Linked DNA regions of Homo sapiens: region 1 is linked to region 2. The links are chromatin loops, found by intact Hi-C in ENCODE. Cell type or tissue: natural killer cell. All regions are shown on one strand.

Region 1 (8,000 bases), 160 kb after region 2:
AGGAGATCCAGACGACGGTGAAACCCCGTCTCTACTAAAAATACAAAAAATTAGCTGGGCGCGGTGGCGGGCGCCTGTAGTCCCAGCTACGCGGGAGGCTGAGGCAGGAGAACGGCGTGAACCCTGGAGGCGGAGCTTGCAGTGAGCCGAGATCGCGCCACTGCACTCCAGCCTGGGCGACAGAGCGAGACTCCGTCTCAAAAAAAAAAAAAAGATAAAAGGGCAAAACAAGCAAACAAAAAGGCGCCACACACACCAGGCCTACGAAGAGGAGTCCACAAAATCAAAGACAAAAGCATTTGGGAGATGAAAGACGGAGTATGTAGCCATTAAAAATTATGGCTCAAATCTCTATTTGTTCACATAGAAAGATATCCATCACAGCTTATGAAAAAAACATCAAGTCATAAAATAAAATATCACCCAAACAGAGAAAAAACAACCCAGGAACTAAATACAAACATTGAAACCATGAAAGCACCATGGTTCTATCTAAGTAGTGGGATTTTCTAATATTTTATAAGAAAATGATCACTTTTGTAATCAGGAAAAAATGTCATTATCATAATTAAAGACACTTTCTAGAGCACAAAAAAAGATGGAAAGCCTAATTCACATTTTAAGCTACCATAACCTGGGTAACAAGCACTGACAGAGATAACCACATGTCAATCTTACTTAGGAATTATAAATGTAAAAATCTTTTCAAAAAATATTAGCAAAGCAAATTCAGAATTACATTAAAAAGGACCATATACTATCAACAAGTAGAAATTATTCTAGTAATTTAAGAACAGTTTGATGTTAGAAAAATCTAGTAATAAAGCTCATGGTGTTAATAATTAAAAACAGAATAAACATATGATTAGTACAGTACAGGGGAAATTATAAACAAAAGAAACACAAAAAAGAAAGAAAAACTAAGAATAGAACACTACTGCCTTAACTACAATATTATTTAACTTTGCTCTAGAAGTTCTAACCAATACAATAAGAAAAATTAAAGAAAAATACAAGGACTACAAGGAAAGATGAGATTATTATTATTTGCAGATTGATAATAGTCTACTTGGAAGAGTTAAGAGAATCAACTGAAAGATTATTATTATTTTATATATATATATATATATATATATATTTTTTTTTTTTTTTTTTTTGAGACAGAGTCTTGCTCTGTTGCCCAGGCTGGAGTGCAATGGAGTGATCTCAGCTCACTACAACCTCCGCCTCCCGTTTTAAGCGAGTCTCCTGCCTCAGCCTCCTGAGTAGCTGGGACTACAGGCACCCACCACCATGCCCAGCTAATTTTTGTATTTTTAGTAGAGACAGAGTTTCACCATATTGGTCAGGCTGGTCTCGAACTCCTGACCTCAGGTGATCCACCCACCTCAGCCTCCCAAAATGCTGGGATTACAGGCATGAGCCACCGCGCCCAGACTGAAAGATTATTAAAAACAGTAGAGGCCGGGCTGAAAGACTATTAAAAACAGTAGAGGCCAGGTGTGGTGGCTCACACCTGTAATCACAGCACTTTGGGAGGCAGAGGTGGGAGAATCACGAGGTCAGGAGTTCAAAACCAGCCTGGCCAACATGGTGAAACCCTGTCACTACTAAAAATACAAAAATTAGCTGGGCATGGTGGTGCGCACCTGTAATCTCAGTTACTGGGGAGGCTGAGGCAGGAGAATGGCTTGAACCCAGGAAGCGGAGGTTGCAGTGAGCAAAGATGATGCCACTGTATTCCAGCCTGGGCGACAGAGCAAGACTCCATCTCAAAAAAAAAAAAAAAAAACGGTAGAAGAATTCAATATGGTCATTAGTCATAAAGTGAAAAAAAATCAAGGGCATTCCTAAATTTAAGTAATACCTAGGGAGAGTTTTTTAAATTGTTATTTTAAAACTTCATTAACAATACCAACAAAATCTAAAAAATATCTAGCACAGTGCCTGGCACATAGTTAACTGTGCAATAAATACTGCTGAAGAAACAAAAGGAAACGCTCAATATTGTGAAAATGTAAGTTTTCCCCAATTTAAATCTATAAACATACATGTCTACTTGAAATTCCATTTGGAATTCTTTTATTGCAGAAGAGGTGATAATTAAGGCACAGCACAGTTTGGTTTTTTTTTTTTTAAATGAAGTTTTAGAAAATTACTCTGACAGAAGGATAAATGAAGGAAAATAAAAACCATGAATATGTATAATGTTCATAGGGGCCTTAATCAGATATAAAGTGATTACAAAAAACTACAATAGCTGATGCTGGCAATCACCAACAGCTTCAGTAGTGCAACATAACAAATGGCCCAGAAACAATGTAGCTGTATAAAAATCCAGTGAATTAAATATGAACTATTTCATATGAGGGAAAGAAATTCATAATTTAACAAATGGGGAAAAAATAAAATTAGATAGCTATGACACACCAAAGTAAACACCAAGTATTTCAAAGATTTACACACACAAAACAAAATAACAGAAAAAAAGCTTAAGGAAAATTTACATAATTAAGTATTTATAAAACCTCTGCATGTAAAAGGCCTTTTTAAGCATGATATCCCCTCCCCCGTTAGAAAAGATCACCAACAAACATGCTGATAATTTCAAATAAAATTTAAAAACCGGTACATGTTTTACAATGTCACTTACAAAATCAAGTTAATAGAGAAAGCATTTATACTAAATATACCAGATCAAAGCTTAATATAGTTAACATATATAAAAAGAAAACTTTGAAATTAAGAAACAAGGCTGAGCACGGTGGGTCACGCTTGTAATCCCAGCACTTTGGGAGGCCAAGGCAGGAGGATCTCTTGAGACCAAGAGTTTGAGACCAGCCTAGCCAACATGGTGAAACCTCATCTCTACTAAAAATACAATAATTAGCCAGGCGTGGTGGCGGGTGCCTGTAATCCCAGCTACTTGGGACGCTGTGGCAGGAGAATCGCTTGAACCTGGGAGGCTCGGAGGTTGCAGTGAGCCGAGATTGTGCCATTGCACTCCAGCCTAGGCAACAAAAGCAAAACTCCATCTGGCCAAAAAAAAAAAAAAAAAAAAAAGAATAGATATTCAAGACTTAATAAAAAATGCATATTAAACTACTGTAACATAGTATTTTTACCTAGTAGAGATTTTTTTAAAAGATAATCAAAATTGGTGTAGAAATGTCATTCTGCAATATATGTGTTCAAAAGGCTTAAAATGTTATACAACCCAAATCCAGAAAGTCTACATTGAAGAATTTATTTCAACATGGGCAATAATTTGGCTATACTGAAAAATCATTTGTAATTAGAAAGAATCTAACTGTCCAAGAAGATGACACTAGTTAAATAGATAGCAGCCCTTCGTGTAAAAGATGAAACCATATATTTAATAGAAGAAAGCAGGAATAAATTTTTTATAACCTGCAAACAGCAAAAACTTAGATATGACTAAATATATGGAAGCAATTAGATTGACAGCCAACTTCATTTAAAAAAAAAAAAACTTTCGGCCGGGCGCAGTGGCTCACGCCTGTAATCCCAGCACTTTGGGAGGCTGAGGCAGGCGGATCACAAGGTCAGGAGATCGAGATCATCCTGGCTAATACGGTGAAACCCCGTCTCTACTAAAAATACAAAAAAAAATTAGCCGGGCATGGTGGCGGGCGCCTGTAGCCCCAGCTACTTGGGAGGCTGAGGCAGGAGAATGGCGTGAACCCGGGAGGCGGAGCTTGAAGTGAGCCGAGATCGCGCCACCGCACTCCAGCCTGGGCGACAGAGCGAGACTCCGTCTCAGGAAAAAAAAAAAAAAACTTTCACACGACAAAACTACCACAAGCAAGTCAAATGTCAAATGATAAAGGAAAGGAAATAACTACAATTTATCACGAGGAGCTAATCTCCATAATACGTGAGGAGCTCTTAAAAGATCAAGACTAAAAAGGCTAATAATCCAGTAGAAAAATGGGCAAAAGACAAGACAGTTCACAGAAAAAAAAAAAAATATATATATATATATATGGCCCTTAAGCATATGAAAACACACTCCACTTGACTCATTATATGAGAAATACAAATTTAAAACGACACTGAAACACCATTTCTCACTTATGAGGTTAACAAAAATTCAGAAGATTCACACACCCTCTGTTGGCCAGGCTGTGAAGAAACAGAAGTGCTCACACATTGCTGGTGGGGTGGCAAGAGTGACAACCCCTTTGAGGGGGGATTTCACATCAGGTTAAAAAAAAAATTACATATGCCCTGGTTCTGAGAACTCACCTTTAAAAGACACCTATGCACATAATTTTTTTAAAGGACAAGGTTATTTACTGCGGTGTTATTCACAACTCAAGACTGGAAGCAATTTAACTGCCTTTCCTTAGGAGACAGGTTAAATAAAGAATGTTACATCTACGCAATAGAGTACCCATACAGCGCTAAAGAAGAACAAGGAATATGAAATGAAATGTAGAGGTTTCTATATTATTAAGTGAAAAGACCAAGATACAAAAGAGTATCTGTCATTCATTCATTCATCCATTTATTTATTTATTTATTTATTTATTTATTTATTTATTTATTTATTGAGACAGAGTTTCATTCTTGTCACCCAGGATGGAGTGCAGTGGCACGATCTCGGCTCGCTGTAACCTCCGCCTCCTGAGTTCAAGTGATTCTCCTGCCTCAGCCTCCCGAGTAGCTGGGATTACAGGTGCTCGCCACCACACCCGGCTAATGTTTTGTATTTTTAGTAGAGACGGGGTTTCACCATGTTGGCCAGGCTTGTCCCAAACTCCTGACCTCAGGTGATCCACCCGCCTAGGCCTCCCAAAGTGCTGGGATTACAGGCGTGAGTCACCGCGCCTGGCCCGAAAGAGTATCTTTTATATAAAAGGAAAAACATAACACACAGACACACAGAGACACACACATACACACGCATAGAGGCTTATTTCTGCATAAAGTAACACAGGAAGAATAAACCAGAAATTAATGAAAATGGTTATTTAGAAGAAGTAGGTTAAGAAAAGGTAGAAAAGAGAGGAATGGGAACAAGACTTTGAGTGTCACTTTTATATAATTTTGACTTCTGAACAATGTAAATGTTTTACTTATTTAAAATTAAATTAAAAAGTTGGAAAAAGCAACTCCTGAAAATGAATAAAAACAGAAACAAAGGATAACATAAGACAGAAAAAAAAAGAATCAATTATTGCAAAAGTCCTCAAAAAAATACTGGCAAACCGAATCCAGCAGCACATCAAAAAGCTTATCCACCACGATCAAGTAGGCTTTATCCCTGGGATGCAAGGTTGGTTCAACATATGCAAAACAAAAAATGTGTTTCATCACACAAACTGAAATAAGACAAAACTTACATGATTATCTCAATAGAAGCAGGAAAGGCTTTTGATAAAATTCAACACCACTTCACGTTAAAAACACTCAATAAACTAGGTATTCAAGGAACATACCTCAAAATAATAAGAGCCATCTATGACAAACCCACAGCCAACATCATACTGAATGGGCAAAATCTGGCAGCATTCCACTTGAAAACTGGCACAAGACAAGGATGCCCTCTGCTACCACTCCTATTCAACATAGTATTGGAAGTCCTGACCAGGGCAGTTAGGCAGGAGAAAAAGAGGAGAGGAGAGGAGAAAAGAGGTGAGAAAGGAAAGGAAAAAGGAAAGGGAAGGGAGAGAAAGAGAGAAAGGAAGGAAAAGAAAGAAAAGAAAGAGAGAGAGGAAGGAAGGAAGGAAAAGAAAAGGCATCCAAATAGGAAGAGAGGAAATCAAACTATTCCTGTTTGCAGACAACATGATCCTATATCTAGGAAATCTCATACTCCCAGTCCAAAAGCTCATTAAGCTTATAAACAACTTCAGCAAAGTCTCAGGATACAAAATCAAAGTGCAAAACATCACTAACATTCCTGTACACCAACAGTCAAGCCAAGGGCCAAATCAGGAATGCACTCCTATTTACAATTGCCAACAGAAAATAAAATACCTAGGAAGACAGCTAACCATGAGGTAAAGATCTCTACAAGAAGAACTACAAAACACTGCTCAAAGAAATCAGAGATGACACAAACAAATGGAAAAACATTCCATGCTCATGGACAGCAAGAAGCAATATCGTTAAAATGGCCATACTGCCCAAAGCAATTTATAGATTCAATGCCATTCCTATTAAACTACCATTGACATTCTTCACAGAACTAGAAAAAAGTATTTTAAAATTCATATGGAACCAAAAAAGAGCCCAAATAGCCAAGGCAATCCTAAGCAAAAAGAACAAAGCTGGGCCGGGCGCAGTGGCTCATGCCTGTAATCCCAGGACTTTGGGAAGCCAAGGCGGGAGGATCATCTGAGGTCAGGAGTTCGAGATCAACCTGGCCAACATGACAAGAGCCCATCTCTACTAAAACTACAAAAATTAGCTGGAAGTGGTGGCTCATGCCTGTAATCCCAGCTACCTGGGAGGCTGAGGCACGGGAATCACTTGAACCCGAGAGGCAGAGGTTGCAGTGAGCCAGGATCGTGCCACTGCACTCCAGCATGGGCGACAGAGCAAGACTCTGTCTCAAAAAGAAATAATAAAATAAAAATAACATAGCTGGAAACATCATGCTACCCAACTTCAAACTATACTACAGGGCTACAGTAACCAAAACAGACATAGACCAATGGAACAGAATAGAGAACTCAGTTGACCAGGCACAGTGGCTCACGCCTATAATCCCAGCACTTTGGGAGGCCGAGGCGGGCAGATCACTTGAGGTCAGGATTTCGAGACCAGCCTGGCCAACATGGCGAAACCCTCTCTCTAATAAAAATACAAAAATTAGCTGGGCATGGTGGCACACACCTGTAATCCCAGCTACTCGGGTAGCTGAGATGCAAGAATCACTTGAAGCCAGAAGGGAGAGGTTGCAGTGAGCTGAGATCATGTCACTGCACTCCAGCCTAGGTGAGAAGAAACACCGTCTCAAAAAAAAAAAAAAAAAAAAAATAGAGTACCCAGAAATAAGGCCACACGTACAACTATCCGAGCTTTGACAAAGCTGACAAAAACAAGCAATGGGGGAAGGATTCCCTATTCAATAAGTGGTGCTGGGATAACTGGCTACCACGTGCAGAAGATAGAAATTGAACTCCTTCCTTACACCACATGCAAAAATTAACTTCAGATGGATTAAAGACTTAACTGTAAAACCTAAATCTATAAAAACCCTGGAAGACAACCTAGGCAATACTATTCTGGACATAAGAACAGGCAAAGATTTCAGGACAAAGACATCAAAAGCAATTGCAACAAAAGCAAAAATTGACAAATAGGATCTAATCAACTAAAGAGCTTCTGCACAGAAAAGGAAACTATCCACAGAGTGAACAAACAACCTACACATTGTGAGAAAATATTTGCAAGCTATCCATCTGACAAAGATCTAATAGCCAGTATCTATAAGGAACTTAAGCAAATTTACAAGAAAAATCCACCCCATTAAAAAGCAGACAAAGGACACGAATAGACACTTTTCAAAGGAAGACAGGCATGCTGCCAAAAAAAACAGGAAAAAAAGCTCAACATCACTGATCATTAGAGAGGTGCAAATCGAAACCACAATGAGATACCATCTCACACCACTCAGCATGGTTATTACTAAAAAGTCAAAAAATAACAGATGCTCGGGAGGTTGCAGAGCAAAAGGAACACTTATACACTGTTAGTGGGAGTGTAAATCAGTTCAGTCATTGTGGAAGACGGTGTGGCAATTCCTCAACGTACTAAAAACAGAAATACTATTTGATTCAGCAATCCCGTTATTGGGTATATCCCCGAAGGAATAGAAATCATTCTTCCATAAAGACACATGCATGTGGCCAGGTGGGGTGGCTCACACCTGTAATCTCAGCACTTCGGGAGGCCGAGGTGGGTGGATCACCTGAGGTCAGGTGTTCGAGACAAGCCTGGCCAACATGGCGAAACCCCATCTCTAC
Region 2 (8,000 bases):
GAGGCATGAGAATCGCTTGAACCTGGGAAGTGGAGGTTGCAGTGAGCCAAGATGGTACCCCTGCACTCCAGCCTGGGTGACAGAGTGAGACTCCAGCTCAAAAAAAAAAAAAAAAAGCTACAGTAATCAAGACAGTACAGTATTCACATACGGACAGAGAAAATGATAAATGGAACAGGAAAGGGTGCAGCAATAGATTCAGGCATGTCGCCAACTGATTTTTCCACTATATATATATCCACATGAACCTCAGGTTCCAAAAAATCTCAGCAGGCCCATTTCTTCCATTCTCACAGCATCCCTATTTACATGGAAGAGTGAGAACATACTAAGGGATCATAACAATTCCCGAGTGGCTCCTATGAGCAAGGTACTGTTTCCATTCATCCTTAGGCTGGCATGTGAGGCAAGTGTTACTAAAGGTGAAGCTCAACAAGGTTAAGTGGTTTGCGCAAAGTGACAGAGCTGAGGAGTGGCAAAGCTGGGTCTGTAGTGCAACCTGTCTGATTCTGGCAGCTTTCTCACAACATTCAGAAAGAAATGTCGAAGAAAGAAAAAGTGGGCGTCAGCTCAAACATCCCAAGCCTGCCCTGTTTGTCCTGTTTTGTTTTGCTTTGTTCGAAAGATGAGATCCGGCCGGGTGCGGTGGCTCACACCTGTAGTCCCAGTACTTTGGGAGGCCGAGGCAGGCAGATCACCTGAGGTCAAGAGTTCGAGACCAGCCTGACTAACATGGCAAAACCCCATCTCTACTAAAAATACAAAAATTAGCTGGGTGTGGCGGTGCGTGCCTGTAATCCCAGCTACTCGGGAGGCTGAGGCAGGAGAATCACTTGAACCCGGGAGGCAGAGGTTGCAGTGAGCCAAGATCACGCCATTGCACTCCAGTCTGGGCAACAGGGAGAGACTCTGTCTCAAAAAAAAAAAAAAAAGAAAGAAAGAAAGAAAGATGAGATCATTCAAGTTTACTCCATAAGTGTCTTCCAAAATATTAAGTAAATATTTAATGAATAGTTACTAAAATGAACATGGTAGCTTATTAGGCCAAATTTATGATCCAGTTGAGTGTGCCTGTATGTTATATATACATTTTATAATAACTTGGGGGCTTCTGCATAGGCAGTGGAATTATTTATTTATTTAATTTGTTGTTATTATTTTTTTTTTTTTTGAGACGGAGTCTCACTCTGTCGCCCAGGCTGGAGTGCAGTGGCGCGATCTTGGCTAACTGCAAGCTCCGCCTCCCGGGTTCATGCCATTCTCCTGCCTCAGCCTGCCGAGTAGCTGAGACTACAGGCGCCCGCCACCACGCTCAGCTAATTTTTTGTATTTTTAATAGAGACGGGATTCACCGTGTTAGCCAGGATGGTCTCGATCTCCTGACCTTGTGATCCGCCTGCCTCAGCCTCCAAAGTGCTGGGGTTACAGGTGTGAGCCACCGCACCAGGCTTATTTATTTATTTTTTTTTTTTTGAGATGGAGTCTCGCGCTGTCACGCAGGCTGGAGTGCAATGGTGCAATCTCGGCTCACTGCAACCTCCACCTCCCAGGTTCAAGCGATTCTCCTGCCTCAGCCTCCCGAGTAGCTGGTATTACAGGCACACACCACCACGCCTGGCTAATTTTTGTATTTTTAGTAGAGACAGGGTTTCACCATGTTGGTCAGGCTGGTCTCAAACTTCCAACTTCAGGTGATCCGCCTGCCTTGGCCTCCCAAAGTGCTGGGATTACAGGCGTGAGCCACCCGCGCCCGGCCGAGTCAGTGGAATTATTTAAATGCTATTAAAGTAAAACTATGTTATTTCAATTGTTATAAAAATGTACAGTGGTTACTTTTGCTCTGTTGTATCTTGTTGGTTACAATCATGGATTATCTAACTTCAAGTCTTGGATCAGAATACAACCTCCAACTGTGAGCCAAGGTCATTTGCTAACGTTTCCCCCCTCACAATTATAGAAAATGCTGTACAGTTTTTATATCTCTATTTTATCATTCCAGCTTCTAGAGAATCTCTCATGAAATATCTAGACCCGAACTAGTAGAACTCTGCTCTCTTTGAAAAATAGCCTACATTTCAAATCCAGATCTTAGGATATGTCAGCCTGAGAAACTTCCTTTCCTTCTGGACTCAGAAATGCTAACAGGATCACAGCCTTACATTGCCATATCTGCCCCTGCTATTGAATATTTAGAGCAAATTCTAATTTCAAATTCTTATAGTTAGAACAAAGTATTTAAATCTAAAAATAATTAGAGATTGAGAAAGTCTAGAATGCTATTTCTGGGTTCTTCCTCTTGTATCTCAACAAAACAGACTAGCTTTTTATGAAATTCATAAACTTATGTTATTTCTAAGTTAGGTCTTATACTCTGTTTTCAGTCGATTTCATATAAATGAATAGTTTTAAAAGTAGTTATGATGATGGTAATACAATTTTGAAGCACTCTAACCATTTTACAAATTGTTTATTGTCTCATCTGATACTCCTGTCAATCCGGAAAAATATACAGGGAGCTGTTAGAATATTTTATAGATGTCAAAACAGGCCCACATGGATTACGTAACTTGTCCAAGTTACCTCACTAATAAGTGCTAGGGCAGGAGAAGACGGGTCTCTGGATTTCAGTCTGAATGCTTTACTCAGAAGCTCATGCCTCTCCTGTCTCAAATTTCAGGTCTAACTCCAGACTAAATATAGTCTGCATTCTTCTCATTCCATAGGAACATCACCTTGGTTTCTCCATATTTCTCTTTCTTATAGGAGATCTCTGACGAAGCCCAGATAGTTGGGTAAGACTGAGATGCTGACAGATTGAGTTCCATGACATCTGTCAGTTAGAAAGCCAAAGTTAACCATGTACTCTTGTTTTAAAAAAACAAGTAACTTGAAGAGGTTTTCTCTACTTTACAAGAGAGCATTCCTCCTTTGTGGAAAAGTTATCTACCATTTTCCACCTAGTCTTCACACTTCAGACATATTTTTTTAGGTGCGTTTCACCCTTCTAAAGGGGGGATGTGAAGGGAAGAGCTCTGTACCAGCAATTTCCAGAGGCAGGGATTTACAGGCAGGTCTCTTAGAGCCACAGTTGGCCCATGTATCTTTGATTTTCTGATTATATGTACGTTTTCAATAGCCCTTGTATTTTGTTTATTTATTTATTTATTTATTTATTATTATTTGTTTTTAGACAGCGTTTTGCTCTTGTTCCCCAGGCTGGAGTGCAATGGCACGATCTCGGCTCACTGCAACCTCCGCCTCCTGAGTTCAAGCGATTCTCCTGCCTCAGCCTCCTGAGTAGCTGGAATTACAGGCATGCACCACCATGTCTGGCAAATTTTTTGTATTTTTAGTAGAGACGGGGTTTCTCCATGTTGGTCAGGCTGATCTCGAACTCCTGATCTCAGGTGATCTGCCCGCCTCGGCCTCCCAAAGTGCTGGGATTACAGGCGTGAGTCACCGCACCCAGCCTTTTTAATATATTTTTAAATCATTTACTAATATATCTCATTTTATTCCAACACTGCTGCTTGCATTTCTTTCCAAGCATAGAGAAGAAATCCAAATACAAAGTACTACACATAATACAGTGCAACAAAAATGAGGTAGGGGCGTCCCACTCATTAAACAATTGCTGACTTGAAAATGTCCCAATTTTATAAAATGTATCAAGAGACCGACACTTTGCATTGTATTTTATTCCTCTATGTCAGTTAACAATTAATTACCTCTCAGCTCCAAATTCACCCTTCAATACCTACTCTGCACTAACTGGCTGAACTCTAAGAATTCCTCCTTTGCAGTGAGCATGATGCTAAACTTAACTTTCGCAGCAGAGGGCGATAGAGGGAAAATGCAAGAGGAAAGGGTTGCTCCAGAATCCTGGGTGCTTGTGTGTTTTTCTTCTTCCTGCTAATGCCAGGCTGTATCAGTGACTATGGATACGGAGAATATCCAAGGGTGCTCCATCCCAACTGTGAGCTCATAGCAGACAACGAGCAGAGCTTCACGAATTCATAGCTTCGGTCTGGTGACTGCCTCGCCACAGCCCTCCTGACATGAACATCACAAACCCATCATATAGAGGACTGACATCCAAAAGAGACAAAGGGCATTGTAGGGATAAGGGGATTTGGTGGTACAGGGACACTCCATAAGAGTCTGTCCAGACTGGACCAAGGAGATAAAGGAATCAGGGGAGGGAGGAGTCTCCAATCAAAAGACGAAACTGACAGGCTACCTACAAACACCATATCAATCTAGAGAGGAATTTCACAATTCTATCACAGGTATGGGGGACTGGTGGTGAAAGTATCGATAAAGACAACTATGCAAAGTTTTAAACAGAAGCAATTACTTTAGAGAAAAGGGCATAAAGAAATAAAATCTAATTGCAGTACACACCATGGCTCAGTTGTGAATGACATTTACATAATCATAGAACAATAAACACTGATTCAACACTGAAAACACTGACATGTGTGTGCGATGGCATAAGTAGGAAATGTGTGTGTGTGTAGACTTACTTCAAGTTAGATTAACATCTTCCTTAGGAGGAAGTCAACAGATGTCGAAGACTGAAAACATTTAAGAAATAGCAGCATATTATTTAGAAATAGACATTCAACTACATTTGACCCTTAAACAACTTGGAGGTTATGGTGCCGACACCCAGCAAAGTTGAACATCACTTTTTTTTTTTTATTTTTTCCCCTGAGATGGAGTCTCGCTCTGTCGCCCAGGCTGGAGTCCAGTGGCACGATCTCGGCTCACTGCAACCTCTGCCTCCCGGGTTCAAGCAATTCTCCTGCCTCAGCCTCCCGACTAGCTGGGAGTACAGGAGTCTGCAACCACGCCTGGCTAATTCTTTGTATTTTTAGTAGAGACGGGGTTTCACCATGTTGGCCAGGCTGGTCTCGAACTCCTGACCTCATGATCTGCCCGCCTCGGCCTCCCAAAGTGCTGGGATTACGGGAGTGAGCCACCACATCCGGCCCACATACAACTCTTTTGACTCCCCCAAAACTTAACTAACCGTCTACTGTTAACTGAAAGCCTTACTGATAACATAAACAGTCAATTAACATATTTTGTATATGTTATATGTATTATACATTATATTCTTACAATAAAGTAAGCTAGAGAAAAGGAAATATTCAGAAAATCATAAGGAAGAGAAAATATATTACCAATTTATTAAGTGGATCATAATAAAAGTCTTCATCCTCGTTATCTTCACATTGAGTAGGCTGAGGAGGAGGAAGAAAAGGGGTTGGTCTTGCTGTCTCAGGTGGCAGAGGTGGAGGAAGTGAAGAAGGTAGAAGGGGAGGCAGGAAAGGGAGGCACACTTGGTGTAATTTTATGGAAATACACTGTAATTTGCCTGACTTCTTTGCTTTTTCATTTCTCTAAAAATGTTTCTATATGATACCAATCCTTCTTCCACTGTTTGCTTTAGTTTCAGTGCACATTATCACAGAAGGGTCCATGTCATAAAAGAAGTCAAAAGTAGTCTTTTTTTTTTTGGATGGAGTCTCGCTCTGTCACCACGCTGGAGTGCAGTGGCGTGATCTCAGCTCACTGCAACCTCTGACTCCCAGGTTCAAGTGATTCTCCTGCCTCAGCCTCCCGAGTGGCTGGGATTACAGGCACACACCACCACACCCAGCTAATTTTTGTATTTTCAGCAGAGATGGGGTTTCACCATGTTGGCCAGGATGGTTTCGATCTCCTGACCTCGTGATCTGCCTGCCTTGGCCTCCCAAAGTGCTGGGATTACAGGCGTGAGCCACTGCGCCTGGCCTGTCAAAAGCCATCTTGAATCCCTGGAACCCTTCTGCCAGATCGTTTAGCCAGTTTGTTTTCTGGCACTGCTGCTTTTATGTCTTCTTCCTCGTTGTCTGGCACTGGTTTGGAAGCAGACATCTCCATCAGGTCAACTTATGTTAATTCCTCTGGTGTGGTGTCTGTTAGCTCTTGATTTTCTCCAAGATCCCTATCTTGAAACCCTTCAACCTCCACCCACATCCCCAATTTTTTTTTTTGGCCTCTCCACAGTCTCTCTCATGATTTTTTTGTTTGGCTCTGTTGTAAATCTTGTGAAGTCATGTACTACATCTGGACACAGTTTTCTCCAGCAGGAAATTATTGTTTTGGGCTTGATGGCTTCCATAGCTTTTTCTGTCATAACAATAGCATCTTCAATGGTGTCATTATTCTAGACTTTCAAGATGTTCTATCGGGGTTCTCTTCCATAGCATTGGCAATCCTTTCTGTAGAGTACCACGTGTAATGAGACTTAAAGGTCCTTGTGACCCCCTGATCTAGAGTCTGAATTAGAGACCTTGGGTTTGGAAGCAAGTAGAACACATTGATGCCTTCAGTGTTGAACCTTTGGGGTTCTGAATGGCCATGGGCATTGTCCAGTATCAAAAGAACTTTAAAAGGCAGTCCCCTACTGGTAAGGTACTCCCTGACTTCAGGGACAAAGCATCAATGAAATCGATCTGGAAAAGGGGCTCTTGTTTTCTAGGCCTTCTTGTACAACGAAAAGATGAGCAACTTTTTGCTTCAAGGCTTGGAGGTTAGCAGCTTTAGATATAAGGGCAGTCCTGATCATAAGCCCAAATGCATTTGCACAAAACTGTAGAGTTAGCTTAACCCTTCCTGCCTTAAATTCTGATGCTTGATTCTTTTCCTTACTAGTAAATGTCATGTTTGGCTTTTCCCCCCACCAGAATTGGTCACTCACTTGCAATGAAAATCTGTCAGGCAGATATACTTTCTCCTTGATAATTTTCTTAATGACATCTTGGAACTTGTCTGCTGCCTCTTGGTTGATGGAAGTTGCTTCACCTACTATCTTGACATGATTCAAACAAAACCTCTTTCTGAAATTATCAAACCATCCGTTACTGGCATTAAATTCTCCAGCTTTAGATCAGATCCTTCACTTTCCTTTTGCTTTAAGTTGTCATAGAATGACACTGCTTTTTCTCAGATCACATTAGCGTGTATAGATATGCCTTTCTTATAGCAATCCTGCACTACAGAATAGCTGCATTTTCAATATGAGATTAAAAGGTATAAGTGCAAGGATTTTGCACCTGCTGGCATAGCTGCAGTGACGGCTTCATGTATTTCCTTTTCTTATAATTATCCTTATGATGGATTTATTTATCTTGAAATTGTGGGCAATTGTAGCTGCAGACCTTAGTCTGCAGTACATGGCAAGCAATTCAACTTTTCCTTGTAATGTCATAACTTTACTTCTTGGGAGCATTTCCAGGGTGAATCACTAGTATCACATTGTATGGGTCCCATGGTGTTGTTCAGTGTTTATATTATTGCACTAAACACAAAAAATAAGAGAGAAGTTCAAGGGGCCACTTTTTTTGTACTGTGGTATACAATTTACTGGAGCGATAACTGCTCAGGCAGAGATGATTAACATCATAGAGCAGCATTTTAAGTGGATACTCACAGCATCTGAGCTTGCCTCAATAGCAACAGGAGGTGACTATGAAATTACTACATTATCACAGTATGCTCTACAGTTCATTTTGTGCAGCATGATTTAATACTGCATCTTTCCATTTGTTTACATTTCTGTCCACTGTGAAGGATGCCATACATGATCTGTGTTTGTGTGCATCTGTTTTGATAAATTTTAACTTTGCAAGTAGATCTGTGTATATTTTATAGTAGCAAATGATAAAATAGATGAGCATCTGCATATATTTTTAGCATTTTTACGTAGCTAACTTTTTCTTAAAAATTTTCAGTGTTTCTAGACTATACAATTCATCTGAGAGTTTTTTCAAATTGTCACAAATCTCCAAAAAATTTTTCCAATATGTTTATTGAAAAAGATCCATGTATAAGTGGAGCTGCATAGCTCCCGGGTCAAGTGTATATTGGACTATAGACACTTTACCATAAACCACTAAAAGAATCATAAGCACTGGTTCTGAGGGGTAAGACTTGGAGGCAAGGAGGGC

The links. Hi-C counts contacts between places; a loop is a spot of excess contacts. Peaks named below come from ENCODE experiments on the same cell type or tissue, not always from the same donor. Only the 100,000 strongest peaks of a DNase experiment are listed, where the experiment ranks them.
Region 1: a loop joins it to region 2, with 11 times the contacts of the local background. A loop is called at or near these places in 3 of 110 quality-filtered maps.

What each region holds. Positions count from the first base shown.
Region 1 is chr17:9,558,624-9,566,623 of GRCh38, forward strand. The region is part of intron 2 of STX8 (syntaxin 8); the gene reads right to left. Among named protein-coding and RNA genes, the nearest start is that of STX8, 13 kb to the right of the region's middle. In natural killer cell, no CTCF peak of the experiment used is centred here; a DNase peak (open chromatin) is centred at 7,608; H3K27ac peaks cover 1,458 bases.
Region 2 is chr17:9,398,950-9,406,949 of GRCh38, forward strand. The region is part of intron 6 of STX8 (syntaxin 8); the gene reads right to left. Among named protein-coding and RNA genes, the nearest start is that of STX8, 170 kb to the right of the region's middle. In natural killer cell, CTCF peaks have their summits at 3,864 (motif pointing right) and 4,063; a DNase peak (open chromatin) is centred at 3,842.